Regions from separate parts of the Homo sapiens genome. Here all the other regions are linked to region 1. The links are chromatin loops, found by intact Hi-C in ENCODE. Cell type or tissue: MCF 10A. All regions are shown on one strand.

The links. Hi-C counts contacts between places; a loop is a spot of excess contacts. Peaks named below come from ENCODE experiments on the same cell type or tissue, not always from the same donor. Only the 100,000 strongest peaks of a DNase experiment are listed, where the experiment ranks them.
Region 2: a loop joins it to region 1, with 2.1 times the contacts of the local background. A loop is called at or near these places in 5 of 110 quality-filtered maps.
Region 3: it touches region 1 in a loop (10-fold over the local background); 3 of 110 quality-filtered maps call a loop at or near these places.

What each region holds. Positions count from the first base shown.
Region 1 is chr2:19,536,387-19,541,386 of GRCh38, forward strand. No RefSeq gene overlaps it. Among named protein-coding and RNA genes, the nearest start is that of LINC01808, 70 kb to the left of the region's middle. In MCF 10A, no CTCF peak of the experiment used is centred here; DNase peaks (open chromatin) are centred at 2,175, 2,455 and 4,925.
Region 2 is chr2:19,367,396-19,372,395 of GRCh38, forward strand. No RefSeq gene overlaps it. Among named protein-coding and RNA genes, the nearest start is that of OSR1, 11 kb to the left of the region's middle. RefSeq lists a silencer at 2,033-2,327. In MCF 10A, a CTCF peak has its summit at 2,141; a DNase peak (open chromatin) is centred at 2,166.
Region 3 is chr2:19,647,785-19,652,784 of GRCh38, forward strand. The region is part of intron 2 of LOC124905977; the gene reads right to left. Among named protein-coding and RNA genes, the nearest start is that of LINC01808, 180 kb to the left of the region's middle. In MCF 10A, no CTCF peak of the experiment used is centred here; DNase peaks (open chromatin) are centred at 1,017 and 2,197.

The sequences.
Region 1 (5,000 bases):
CCACACCCCCATTTCCCACATGCAGCAAGTCCCACCCAAGGAGAAGCTGAGCTCAGACATGCCTATCCCTGCCCCGACCTGGTGGTCTTTCTCCACCCACTCTGGTAGCCAGAGACAAAGATCATAATCTCTTAGGAGCTCTATGGCCCTGCCCACTGCCTAAGAAACCTGAATACTTAACCCAGGTGTCTCTAGGGCAAGTTTGCATCCTCCCTATAGGACTGCAGCTGATACACTCTTGAAATTGCCACCTCCTGTCTGGAGGCCAAACCAATACAAAGCCAGCGCGCTAAACAACAAAACCAAGAACCCTCACAGAGTCCACTTCACTCCCCTGCTACCCCCACAAGAGCAGGTGCTGGTATCCACAGCTGCAAGACCTGAAAATGGGTCACATCACAGGACTCTTTCCAGACCAGCCCAGAGCTCGGTAGCTGTGCTGTGTGGCTAGACCCAACAGAGCAAAAACGATCACTGCAGTTCAGATCTCAGGAAACCCCATTCCTAGGGGAAGGCAGAGAACACCACATCACTAAAGCACCCCGTGGGACAAAATAATCTAAACAACAGCCCTTGAATCCCAGATCTTCCCTTTGATCTTCCCTCAGTCTACCCAAATAAGAAGGAACCAGAAAAACAATTCTGGTAATATGACAAAACAAGGTTCGTTAACACTCCCATACCAGCTCACCAGCAATGGATCCAAACCAAGATGAAATCTCTGAATTGCCAGAAAAAGAATTCAGAAGGTTGATTATTAAGCTAATCAAGGAGGCACCAGAAAAAGGTGAAGTCCAACTTAAAGAAATCAAAATAATGATACAGGATATGAAAAGAAAATTCTTCAGTGAAGTAGGTAGCATAAATAGAAAACAGTCACAACTTCTGAAAAATCAAGGACACACTTAGAGAAATGCAAAATGCACTGGAAAGTCTCAGCAATAGAATTGAACAAGCAGAAGAAATAACTTCAGAGCTCAAAGACAAGGCTTTTGAATTAACCTAATCCATCAAAAACAAAGAAAAAAAAGAATTTTAGAAACTGAACAAAGCCTCCAAGAAGTTTGGTACTATGTTAAACGTCCAAACCTAAGAATAATTGGTTTCCCGAGAAAGAAGAGAAATCTAAAAGATTGGAAAATGTCTTTGAGAGAATAATCAAGAAGAGCTTCCTCAACCTTGCTAGAGATATAGATATCCAAGTACAAGAAGCTCAGAGAACACGTGGGAAATTCATTGCAAAAAGATCATCAACTAGGCACATAGTCATCGGGTTATATAAAGTCAAGACAAAGGAAAGAAGAGCTATGAGGCAAAAGCATCAGGTAACCTATAAAGGAAAACCTATCAGATTAACAGCAGATTTCTCAGAAGAAACCCTACAAGCTAGAAGGGAGTGGGGTCCTATTTTTAGCCTCCTTAAACAAAACAATTCTCAGCCAAGAATTTTGTATCCACTGAAACTAAATTTCATAAATGAAGGAAAGATACAGTCTTTTCCAGGCAAACTAATGCTGAGAGAATTCACCACTACCAAGCAAGGACCAGACTGAAAGAAGCCAGACACATAAGGCCACAAAGTGTATGATTCCATTTATATAAAATATCCAAAATAAGTAAATCCATAGAGACAGAACGTAGATTAATGGTTGCCAGGGTTTCAGGGGAGAGGGAGAGGAGGAGTGAACACTTTACAGGTACAGGGTTTCTTTTGGGGTAAAACAAATTCTAGAATTAGGTAGTGGTGATGGCCGTACACCATTATAAATGTTCTAAAATCCACTGAATCGTAAATTCTGAAATAGCTAAAATGGCAAATCTTATGCAACGTAAATTTTATCTCAATAAAAAAAATTTTAAACAAAGAAGTGCCATAAAATCTCAGATAGGATTGAAAGAAAAGTATTTTACAGATCAGTGCTTTTTTCCTCACTTTTTTATTTGTTTTCATGGAAATTACCATATGTAGGGAAAACTATGCTTTTACTACAAGTTCAGGCTGTGCGATGAACTGAAAAAAAAAAAAAAAAATCCAGAGATTTCAGAGTCAGTTCTGGCTCTGACATTAAAGAACCGTATGATTCTGGGGAAGTCCCTTTTTCTCCTCTGGGCTGCATTCACCTCAGATGACACCATGGTGTCCACCTGTGCAATATATGGGCTAGGCCTGGTCTGGATCCAGGAACTACATAGAAAGGCCATGAGTCAGTTCTGAGCCTGACTCATTACGAGATAGGTTAATGGTAAAGCAAGAGGAGATAGGAAACAATTCAGAGTTTTTCCTACGTCTTCCCCTGAATTATCCTCATCTGTGGGCAAAATGCTCAAGAATGATATTTTTAAAAGGGTGACGATATTTGGTTAAAATGTCCACGGAGGAAGGGGAGGTAAGGACTGTGAGAAGCGTGCCCAAACCACAGAGCTTCCAAACTGCAGTCCACATCACCAGCAACAGCCCTAATGAGCTCTGTGCTGGACACTCCCCACTGAATTACATAATACATTTCCGTTTCATTTCATGAATCACAACTTGGGATACAATGTTCCTGGGTTGCAGTTGATATATTTTAGAGATTACCAAATATTTCAAAAAGAAAAATTGATTTTATTAAATTCATATGTAAAATGTCTGTATGTCAGCCAACTTATTTATTTTCAAATTTGAGATTTTCTTAAATGTTGTAGTTACAGCTCAATGTCAAGAGAGTTCTCAATAAACCCATTAATGAATAGCGAGACTGCCGTTGCCCCTGGATTCTTCATTTCTTTTGAGAGTTCAGTTCCTGGTTGATGACGGTGGGTTTCATTTCAGCTGCCCCTCTTGGGTGAGAATGAGAAAAAAAGTGGTAGAGCTTCAGACCACGGATCAGGGGAAGTGGAACTCACATAGGCAACTATGTAACAGTGAGTTTTGTTCACTATAAGACTACAGTACAAGCCGTATATACAAACATTAACTCCTTTGCGGCTGTCAATGTTACTGGTATCCATCAGGACTCACTGGTCTTTTCTCAGGGCGACAAGGGAGCTAGAACGCAGGTCTGTGAATCAGAAAGACACAGTTCAAATCTTAGCTCAGCCACTGGCAGCTGTGCAACTTTGGGAAGGCTATTTAACCCCCCTAAGCTTCAGTGTATTAATCTGTAACGTGGGAATAATAAAAATGCATGGGTCATGAGTGCTTGCAAGGACTAACGACAGGAGATATGCAGAGTGATTAGCATAGTGCCTAGCACATAGTAAGTGTTCAATAAATACTAGTCATGTGTAATTGTTGTTATCCTACCTTAGAAGCAGCAACTTTGAATTGTAAATTGAGTTTGGGCTGATCTAGTATGTCCTGAGTTCATTTTCAAAACTTATGATCAAGTTCACTTTTGTGAAGGCACATACTCTTTGAGAATGTGAACTGGCTGTACATCATTCATTCATTTGTCATTTCTTTATTCAGTCATTTACTTACTATTTTGACCATCATCTATGTGCCTGACAGAATGTTAAACCTTAAGGGAACAAAGTTGGGAAGAACAAAACACAGTTTCTTTCCTCCAGGTTCTAACTGGGGAGAAAGGCAAATATTGTGGTGAACACAAGCTGAAAGTGATCAAAATGCTTCAGGAGCAGAGAGGAAGCCCATCTGAACCTAAGGCGGATGCTGGGCATAGCAGGGCCTTCCCTAGTGGGCTGCTGTGCACGTGAAATGAGACCCAGTGTGGGAAGAGAAAAGAGCTATGTGTGAGGGGGACAGGCCACTCAGAGAGATGCAGATGGATTACTTCAAAATACATGAGAGTGGGTCCAGGGAACTGCATTTTTAAGTGTCTACTATGAGCCCATTTTACATTTGTTAATTCAACAACAAAACCCCCATTTTCCAGATATGAAAACCAAGGCCCGGAGAGATTTTGTACCTGGCCCAAGATCATGCAGCAGGCCCAAAGCTGTCAAAATTTTGCCAAAGCCCAAGCTCTTTGCACAGGATCATACCACCTCTTTATGCTACTACATATTCTATAATAAGGCCTAAGTGATTGGTATTGATTAGCAAATCCAAAGAGGCTTCCTTGGTCTTATGAACTAATATACATTGCACCAATCAGCACTGAATAGTATACAGACAGTCTAACTATAATTTCTTCCAGAGCAATAATGAGCAGGTGATAATTCACTGCCTCAGCACCCACAATGCATTTGGCCTGCATTCTCACACCCCAGGTGAAGTTTTTCTAACAAAACGCAGGTGCAGTAGGGGTGTTTTCAACTCTTACTAGAGAATACAAAAAACAATGCTTAGTTTATAAAAGAATAATGTAACACTACTAGAATATTGGCTTTTTTCACTTTTTGACCCCTAAACATCTGTAAATAGAATAATATCTGTTATTTTTGCATTGTTATTAACCAGGAAGTTTGGTCTTGCCATAGACAGAGTTCACAGGGCTGGGAGTTGGTGCTTGTGTGCCTTGCAGACTCTGTCCCTCAGGGTGACACCGCCAACTTAATGCTTGCAGAGCATTTGTGGTTTATCAAGCACTGCACTTTCTCTTTCTCATTTGACGCTCACAGCAAATCTGGAAGGGAAGCAGAAGAGATATTTCCACCTCCAATGAACAGAGCTTAGGGGACACACATGGAGTAAAAAGGGCCAGCGCTGATCCATAATTGCCTGCCTCCCAGTCCAGTTCTGTTCCCTGCGCTGTGTTGTCTCCTAATTGCTCTGTTCATTTTGTACCTGTGAGGGTTAACTGGGAACACAGGAGTTCTGTTAAATATCACAGTAGTTAGTACATTTTAATCCTGATCCCCCAGCCTACTGTAGCTGCTGTAAAATATATGGCAATAATTTCCTGAGGCAGGGTAATGTATAAGGAATGTCAGGCCAGCCTCTGGGCATATTTGCCTTAGTTCAGTTTTATTAAAGTAAAACTTTTATTAAGGCATGTGGTGAATTGAGCAATCGGCATGATTCATGCCGTTATAAACCCATTGCTACACTCACA
Region 2 (5,000 bases), 170 kb before region 1:
AGTGTCTTTGCTTTAATCTCAGCTTCTAGAACTGAGAGATAAAGCTACAAAATCATACCAAAAGCCTGTAGACTAAAGTTTAGAAAGATTGCAACACCAAACCGCGGGTGCCCTACAGAACCACAAGCCCTAAATCTGCTGCCTCCTCGGCTTTGGCCTGACAGTAAGCAGTCTGGGCTGGCCAGCAACCTCACGCTGGCCCTTCCACATGGTCACTCCCCTCTCCTGGCACCAGAGCAGGAGCCTGGCACCTCCTAGAAGAAGAGAAAATAACAAAGGGCTTATAGGATCTTCTTTGGTGAGCCATGCATTTACCCAGTAACATACATATTATTGATGATAATTGCACATTAGGAATGCATTGTTCACATGTAATTTTGGCAGAGATAACATGTTTTAATTCAAAAGACATTGAACTATGCAAAGGATTGATCACTCGCAAATCAAAAAGTTATTAAATATACACTCTTATTTGATTACCCAAATCTCTGCCAGCCTCACTGTGGTCATTATAGCATCGCCAGTTGACATTCTACCAACCAAACAGAAGCTAGTTACTGAAAGTGTGCTTCATCTTCTCTTCAGCCTCTGCTCTTTAAAATCAAATGCAGAAGATGCCTAAGTTAAGGCAACATGCTGAGCACATAGCTGTGAAGAGTATTACAGGGCAGCATGAAATCAGGACAGGGTCTTGGCAGTATCATCTGCCCCTTTTGGTGTTGTCTTCCTCTCCAAGAGCCCAAAACTTCCAGCCTGCCCCTGTCTGACACTCTCTTTTACCCTGAGTCAGGGGTGGCAAGTATCACCACATCAAGGGGGATGTGCATTGTAATAGCAGGATCTGGAAAGAATCATGTTTAACCTACAGGCTTGGCATAGGAATGGTGCAATTGCCTCTGTTTTAAAAAGCACAGAATATAAAATGTGGAGGAACCTTAAACATATCATCTTTGACACTCCCATTTTACAGATGAGAAATTTGACCCCGGCAATGTGATTTACCCAGTAACAGCATTGCAACTCAAAGCTGGCTTTCCTGTCATCTGGTGGGTACTCCTTACATTTTGCTCCCTGCTCCTCAATTTTGTGATTTAGATCTTGAAGGAAGAGGTCTTACCAAGGGCCTCCCTTTGTTGCTTGTCTTCAGAGGGAGGACAAAGCTTGCATCAGGCAGTGATGTTCCAGGTACAAAGCCTTTCATAGACCTGCAGGCACACAGCAATAGACAGATACACCCATGCCTGGGCCTGGGGTTTGGATGATTGCTCTTCAGTGTAGCAGCTTTATGAAAACATTAAATGTCATTACTTATTTCTTCATGTCCAAAATGTATACTTCAACATTTTTTCTCTGTAGACAAGTGTCACTTTTACTGCAATCTTCAAGCCAGATGTTCCTGGTATAAGTGGTAACAGCTGCCACACTGGCAGGAGTGTGGCTCCAGCCAAGTCACTTTCCAAAAGGACCCAAAAGCCCTCTCTGTGAGAACACTGACATGACAGAAGAAACCCATACCTGGCCCGCCTCGAGCTGCTCAGGAAACCACTGTGAAGGCTGGAACAGGGGTATTTGGGGAGGGCAGTTTGCCAAACCGCTGGCTGCATTTCCCTCTTCCTCAGTGATGAGCTGGGGTCCTGGGTAGGGAGTGCCGAATCTGCCTCCTTTTCTTCAAGCTTCTTTCAAAGCAGTGTTTGTAGTGCCAGCACCCATTATCCACATCCTCATTGGTCTCAGGACCTAGCCATTGCCCTTGCTTTCTGTCATACTTGCCACAGTCTCTATGATCTTCAGTTGACATTCTATTGTTTTTGAATTTTGCTCAAGTTGCAGCCGCCTGGTAGCATTTATCTTCTCAGTTCCCTTGGGCCTTGGTGAATTCCTCAATAAGGTCCCATCTCAGCATCAGCATTTCCAGAAAACACAGGCACAATTTGCCTTCGTCTTCAGCTAAGGCTGAAGAACTTGATTCAGCCAAAAAATAACTGTTGTCTTTGCAATTTTGGCCCTCTGGCTGAAAGGTCTATTATCCAAGAATGCCATCCTACTGAGTAAGGTTGAATTTATAAGACACATGAATACATGAACAGACACACAAACACACTCTCTCCAAAACATAGCTATGGGTGGCTGCAGCGTGATGCTTTCTCCAAGAGATGGCGAGCTCATTCAAACAAAGTCTTGGCTTCTTCCCATGGGTGTGAGGCCAGCATTTAGTGGGAATAAATCACTTTAGGTTTTGAGTCTGGCTAGGTGTGAACTCAAAGGATGGAAAACCTTTTGGGGATGAGCTTTCCAGAAACCAGTGGCCAGCAGAGGTCACTTGGCCCAGGGCCTCCAGGAGTGGTCCAGCCATTGCCCCTCCATCCAGGATCATGGGCCTCAGCCCTGTAAAGAAGCAGCTTCCTCCCTAGAAAGACCAAGAGGTGGTGGAAAGAGACAGGCTTCTAGTCCATGTCTCTAGAACATGCCTCTCCCCAGCTACTTGTTTTTGGGCAAACAGCTTAACCACCTGAAACTTCAGTTTCCTCATCTGTAAAAACAGGATGAACACAAGTTCTATGGGATTATTGTGATTAATGAACTAACGTTTGTAAAGTTCGTGGCACAAAGGGAATAACTGATAAATCCTATTTTCTTCTGCAGACTAGACTGTGATTTTTATCACTTATTGAGCTGAAGGATCTTTTAGGAGAATTTCCTCCTCAAAATCAGAACCGTTCTCAAGCCTGGTGCTGCAAGTACAATAAGAACAACTGTGCCCATTATTACGCCAGTGTTGCTCAGTTCCAAGTCCACATTTCTACGCTCTGCTGTGTGACACCAGGGCTGGGATCTGCAGGCTAAAGTTTTCCTCTGTCAGATGACTTTCTCTTAGATTTTGCAAATAGGGGCATGGGAGCAGCAACCAGGGGTTGGCCTCTAGCGATGGACTTTCACTTAGCATCGCCAGTTGGTTCCAATCTTCAACTTCTTTCAGCACTCCCAGAACCAATCTCATCATGCCCTAGGAAGGTGCCCTCCCCAGTGGGGCAATAACTGTCCTCAGAGAGCTGAACCTCTACTCCATGGACTTCCTATAGACTTCCTGAGCCACCCAGAAGCAGCAAGGATGTGCTGCCTCCTCAGAGGGCTGAGCCCAGTCCTACAGGGTTCGTCCTCTGAGCTTCTAGATGCTGACACCCACAATCTTTGCCTTTGTTTCCCCACCCTTTCCCTAGTGCTCCCAGTTTGCTTTCTTGGACCAGTTTAACCCATCTTCTATATTAAATTCTCTCTGTTGAAATGCCTAGTGTGGTTTCTGTTGTCCTGACTGGACCCCAACTGATACACAGATCAAGAGTGCCAGTTTTCCTAGACGATCCTCATTCACACTGGCTTTCCTAGGATCTTGTCTTGTTTTTGTCCCAGACGCAATTGTCCTGGTTTCTGTGATAAATTGTAAAGTCGTTTAGTTATAGTTGTTCCCTTTAACAGGCCATGGTTGAAGAACTTTAAGCACCTGACATATTAGACTCCTTACTGCAGATTTCTATAAATTCTCTTTGATTTAGAACCATACTTGTATTCTCTACCTAGGAACAGAGTGTTCCTATTGATTGTTTAAAAAGAGGAAACTTCTTGAACACAGCTGAGTACTGAAGCTACAAAAGCATTGCCCATCCTGTCTTTCTTGTAAATCTACACATTATCCATGAGTTGTTCTCTTTATAGTTGCTTCCCAACCTGACCTTCTAGGGAAGAAATTTCTCCCACTTAGAATGTTTTATATACAGAGACCTTAGTTTTCATTCTGCAAGTTTTTTGTTACACTAAGGTCTTTCTTCCTATGCGATCCTAAAGTGACTAAACCTAAAGGTACTTCGGGATGTTCTCTTTGCCTGGGATGACATGCTCCTTCTCTTCTACCTATTTATACCTTATCCTCCCATCTGCTGAAATACCATTGCCTCCTGGAACTCTCTCCCCAGCTAGTGTCTTCTCCCTCTTATAAGCCTATTTCATGTAATTCTCCAACTCACTTTGGCACTTTACCACTTTCTTATTGGGCTTGGTATCTTTTACAAGGGGGTCTTGTATTTATTATAACTGTAAATGCATCTTTAACTTGTTAATTTGACCAACTGCTCAGTTCCTTTGTAGAACTGTTTGTGCTTTTTCTTTGAATCCCTTGCAGCACTCATCAATCTTTCTTTTTACTCCAATAATTCCAAGCCTCTTTTTTTTAGTCCATTTATGTCCATCCGCCTCCTGTTCCCTTACGTATCCCCCAAGTTCACGAACATACCAGGATCATTTCCACTTCTGTACTTTGGTTCACATTATTTCCTCAGTTCAGAGCATTCCTACCCCTTCACACTACTCATCCTTCCTGAATCATCCTTCAGAAGCTTCCTCTGACACTCCAGGCTGAGCTAAGTCTCCCTTCTCTGTGCCACCATCGTACCTTGTCAGAATCCCTATTATTACATTGCTGCATTACACTAAAACCATCTTTTACATGCCTGGCTCTCCTAGTGGACTTCACAGCACCAAGGATAAATGATGTGTCCTGTGCACCTCAGTTCTCACAGCATGTAATACAATACCTGTCACATCGGAGGAACTTGATAAATGTTTATTGACCTAAACTTAATACATTTTTGCTGAATGATTGAGTGACATTGAGACAGCAATTCTGCGAGCTGCCATTTTTCTACCCTGGACACATATTTATCTCCTCTCTTTCCCTGCCAAAACCCCAAAGATTGCTTCACTACACTGTATAATCTTTCTGTCAGGTCTCTGACACACAAAACACATGTAATCATTCCATTATGAGGCCTGGCACTAAGTTTAAGCTGAGTGTGCAGATTTATTGGATCTTGTACCAGGAAACGAGTGAGGCAGGGGTTTAGAGGGATTTCCCAAGGGGATGTAAAATGTTCATGAGGCCTTGTACTTAGAGGCAATTCTATGCTCCTGTGGGAGCCTCAACTGTCCTTGCAGATTGCATTTCTCCA
Region 3 (5,000 bases), 110 kb after region 1:
TGGGAAAAGCAGGCACAGTTGGAGGAACATCTCCAGCCCTGGCTTCTGAGAAAAACAAGATTCTAACTAATAGTAATCACTACTCCATTTTCACCAAAAGTAGAGAATTCCCCATTTTAGAGATTTTTAGCCTTTTTTTTTTTTTGGAGTCAAAAATGTGTATGGCATTTTATGAAAGTTCTGTATCTCCGGAATACACAGATCTGTGTATAATATTCCACAAATAGAGTTTATGAACCCACTAAAATCAATGGGATCCAAAAACTCTAGTTGAGCCCTTTGCTCTGAATCCAATGCTTTTAGGGCTCTCGTGGGCTACTCCTGGAACAAGGAATAAGCAAAATTGTGAGCCAGCTCAGTCCTCCGAGTTACATCCCCAACAACAGGTGAGGCCTATGAAGCCACTTCTTTTTTTTTTTTTTGAGACCTGGTCTCGCTCTGTCACCCAGGCTGGAGTGCAGTGGTGCAATCTCAGCTCACTGCAACCTCCACCTCCTGAGTTCAAGCGATTGTCCTGCCTCAGCCTCCCAAGTAGCTGGGATTACAGGTGCCTGCCACCATGCCCGGCTAATTTTTTATATTTTTAGTAGAGACGGGGTTTCACCACATTAGCCAGGACAGTGTCGATCTCCTGACCTTGTGATCCGCCTGCTTCGGCCTCCCAAAGTGCTGGGATTACAGGCGTGAGCCACCGCGCCCGACCGAAGCCACTTCTTTACAGGTGTTCGACCACCATGCTTGTTGTATAGAGGCCTTAAAGTTTGCCCAGCTCTGAGTCTAAGTCCAGTCACCTCTACAGATGGTACATTCTGTTCTGGAGGCAGACAAAACTCAAACTGATAGCATTAGAATCATATCTTTTATCTCTCTGGGTACACCTAGGGTCTGAAATGTAGCACCATGTCAGTTTGCTCCCACCCTACACTGGGATCCCTATGACATTGCACTGAATCATCACTTCCCAGTAAAAGGATTTAAAACATTGCAAAATGAGGCTGGCTGAGTGAGGATCCCTGAAGCACTGTGTAACCTGCTGACATAACAGCTGGACTACAGCCCAGTGCATGGGCAAGGCCAACACGAACCCTTGACATCCTACCCCTGGGGGATGCTGAGCCTCCATCTGCCCTTTCTCTTCTTCTCCACATACCTTCTCACCTTCCCTTCCCTTAATATCTGACTGTTCTCAAAATTTGTTCTCTAATAATTACTTTTTCAGGCAAGAACGTAAAGCACTCAATCTTTTTATTGACTTATCCTGATCTCTGTGAGCCTAAAATTCCTGAGATTGAAACCCCCATGATACATCTCCTACTCTGCCAAATGCCCCCTCCTCCTGCAGACAAAGGAATGCCAGAAGTCCATCTACTTTTAGCCCAGTCCTCCAGACAACAAGTGCCCCATCTCAAGAAGCACTGGAGAATCCAGTCCTCTCATTCTCCTCACATACTACAAACCTGGAGTCATTGAATAAGCATCCCCTAATAGGCAAGAAAAAATTTCATTCCTAGTGGCAGTCAGCAGGAGGCAGAGGCTCTTCCAGTCTAATGACTTGCAAATCAAAAGCATGAAAACCAGAATGCACCTTTGAACCTCTTTCCCATCCAGCCTAGATGTCCTCATAATTTTCTCCCATAGCGTTCCTGGTATTTTTGCTACCAGAGCAATAACCTTCCCCATGCATTTTTTTACATGTTGGAGGAGGAGCTATCCAGTGATCTCAAAGCATATGTTTTTGATTCTCATAAGATTATGGATACCAAAGGAATAAAAATGGAAATCACTACTGCCAAGATATGAAAGAAACTTTGCATAGTAAAATAATTTAAACCTAACATTTGGACCCAATAAGGCAAACGCAATGTTTTTTCCATATTTTTGGAAAATGTGCATTTTCTTTACATTAAGTGGTACCAATAAAAAATAATGATTCTCACTCCGTTTATTTCTATAAGTTAGATTGGCTTATAGTTTTCCAGGACATGGTTTTCTATCAAGCTATATGGCAAACACCTGGGCATAAAATACACTCAGCTATTTACTTCCATGTGGGAAAAATGGGTCACCATTCCTTTCTTTTGAATCTAGAGCAAAGGTCAGCTGAAACCAGTTAGCATATTTAGTACTCAGTATCTGCCGAGAATGAGTGTTACATCAACAATTTGTGGTGATGGTGAGCAAGCCCAGGAAGTTCCTTACAGATAGGGAGGGCAAGTGCTTTCCAATTCCAGGCTCGGTGATTCTGCAATACATGCTGGTAAGAACATTTGACTCATCCTGGAACGGGATAAAGAAACACAGAAGACCAAATAATGAAGAAGGACTAGAAAACATTTTTGTACGTACTTCATATGTGAAGCTACTGCTCTGGGGGGAGATCCATCCAGTGAAAGCACGGGCCTGTAAATGCTAAAGAAGCAGTGGCCGAGGAGGATGAGGAGATGGGGAACTGGGGAAGTGGGGAGGAGGGATGGAGAAGGGAAACAGGAGAGAAAAGAAAGAGAGGGGAGACGAAAAATGGAAGAACGAGAAGAGATTAAATAATGGTTGAATATGGAACTCACATTGTTAGAGAGTCTTAGAAGATCTCCCTCCAGGGCTGAGGTGGTCAGAAAAACCAACGTCAGCCTGGAATGGCGGGGCGATCACTAAGCTCAGGCCAGGAGCCACAGCTCCACCACTGCTGTAACTCGCTGTACACAAGTTTCCAGCTACTGATGACTACCTTTTCTCACCAATGAAATGTGACAAATTCCCTCCTCACCCACCTCTGAGGCCTGTTGGAAGGCTCAAAACAAGAAGAATGCAAATGAGCTGTGATAGCTATAAAATATTCCACATGTGGAGTGTGAAAGGTGGATGGAGTGGAAGATGGTGAATTATTTCTTATTCCTTGGCTTAAGTCTCAGCTCTTTGTAAGTGTTCATGTTCTTGGTGGCTATGTATTCAGACTAAAATAAAATCACCTTCAATGCTTTGCCCACCAACAGTAGGAGCCCCAGCATCTCTGGCAATATATCAGAAGATTCTTAGGGTGGTTCTATTTGTCCCAGTTCCCTCTAGCTCCAATTTCCCATTCTTCCTGAATTCTTAACCCTGCTCCAGTTTCATCTTCTGCAGGTGTCGGAATTTCTCGGCCCATCACTGGAGCCTGCCTTAGTTTTTGCACGTTCCCCGCAGTACTACGGACACTAGCCTTGGCAGGTAGAGACTTTCCATGGGAATTTGAAGGTATAGGGTGGGGTTACACTGCATCACAACAACCAACCTAAAATTAAATGCCAGTGACTCCTTTTTTAACACCCCTTGCTTGTTAAAAACTCCTCACTGCCATCTCTTTGCAAAGAGCCCCAACCCACTGCCACCCAGATTGAATTCGTTTTCCTTCTCTTGTATCCCATCAAGCATCAGCCCCTCCACTTCTGTCACTCTTCTCCCTGCCCCTCTTGTTTGGTTCTGGCCTAGGGGAATCACATCTCCTGGGGAATTTTTTTTTAGATACCCATGCATAGACCAATCACATCAGAGGCTCTAAAGGTGGGGTACATGCATGCATATTTTTTTCAAAGCTCAGATGATTCTAATGCACAGCCAAGATTGGAAGCCATATCCAGTCTAGCTCAGTTAAGCCATGTCCTGGGGGGAAGCTCACCTTCCACACTCCAAAAAGTAATCAAAGTATTTAGCAGAACAAAAGACAATTCTCTCCCTCAGAGAATTGATGCCAGTTTTTTTTTTAAACTGAACATTACTTTCCCTGCCACAGTGTTATCTTAAGCAATTTGCCAATGATCCACACTTTATGATCCAGAGGTCAGGATCATTCTCCAATGTGAGCATTTCTTGGTGAATCCCTTGCTCTCCCGCCCTGGCTCATTTTCCTAGGTCACAGAGTAACAGCGTGGTCAGGGAAGAAACCAAGGAATCCACAAAGAGGAACGTGGTGTCTTTGTTGAGAGATTTTATGGCAGTTAGAAATCCAAACCGAACATTAGTTTGGAATAATGTTGACAGAAACATCCACAGCTGTGATGAAAACAAAACAAAGCTAAAAAGCAGCTCCATGGTGGTGGTGGAGTCTTGTTTTAAGAGTAGATAGAGTTATTTTTCTGAATATTTCTTTAAATTTCCAAATACATATGAGTTCCATCTTATTTTGTATCTAACCACTTATGTCATCAGCCTAATGTTGTATGTCCTTAGCAAGCCTCTCAACTTTTCTGAACTTATCTAAAATCAGAGGATTGGGCCTGGTGAGCTCTAAAGCTGTTACTGATTTCCTATGAGTGTATAATATCCCACCCCCTCCAACACACACACACCATTTTGTTTATTGATTTATAGTCTATGGGATGATGTTGCATATACGTCCTCTCCTTTGTCATCCTAACAGCCCTGGGAAGACGGTAAGCAGGGAAGGGATTATTATCCATTTTTCTAGCAAAGAAATCTCACATTCAGAGAGCACAGTGACTGGCCCAAGTACACATTGCCAGGACATGACAGAGCCATTGCTTTGAACACAGTCCTCTTACTCTGATTTAGGAACCCTTTCTACCTGTCATGCCTCATCTCTGCTGTCACCTTGCTACCACTGTCTCTCCTCATAAGCATATGCGTGCATGCGCGCATATGCACAAATGCACACACACGCACACACCCCTAACTCGCAGAGAGGCTACATTCCCCGTAAACAATGCCACTTGACAAGGATTGATCAAGAAAGAATGTTAGATGCCCAGGAACATCCATACCTTCTGTTTCCTGGGTGGAAGACAGAACGCAAGCCTGGCAACTATGACCCACTCGCAGACCTTTCTCCCCATTTCCCCTTCCATCCTGCTGTGCCCTCATGGACTCACCCCAGAGACTGCATATCTGCTCTCAGGACAGGTGCTGATGTCAGGCCCTGCCATAGTCTGAACAAGTCTATGTCACCTGCCCCTGGGGGAAAGCATTTTAGACTCTTTCTTTATTGGGGAAAGAAAGAGTAATTCATA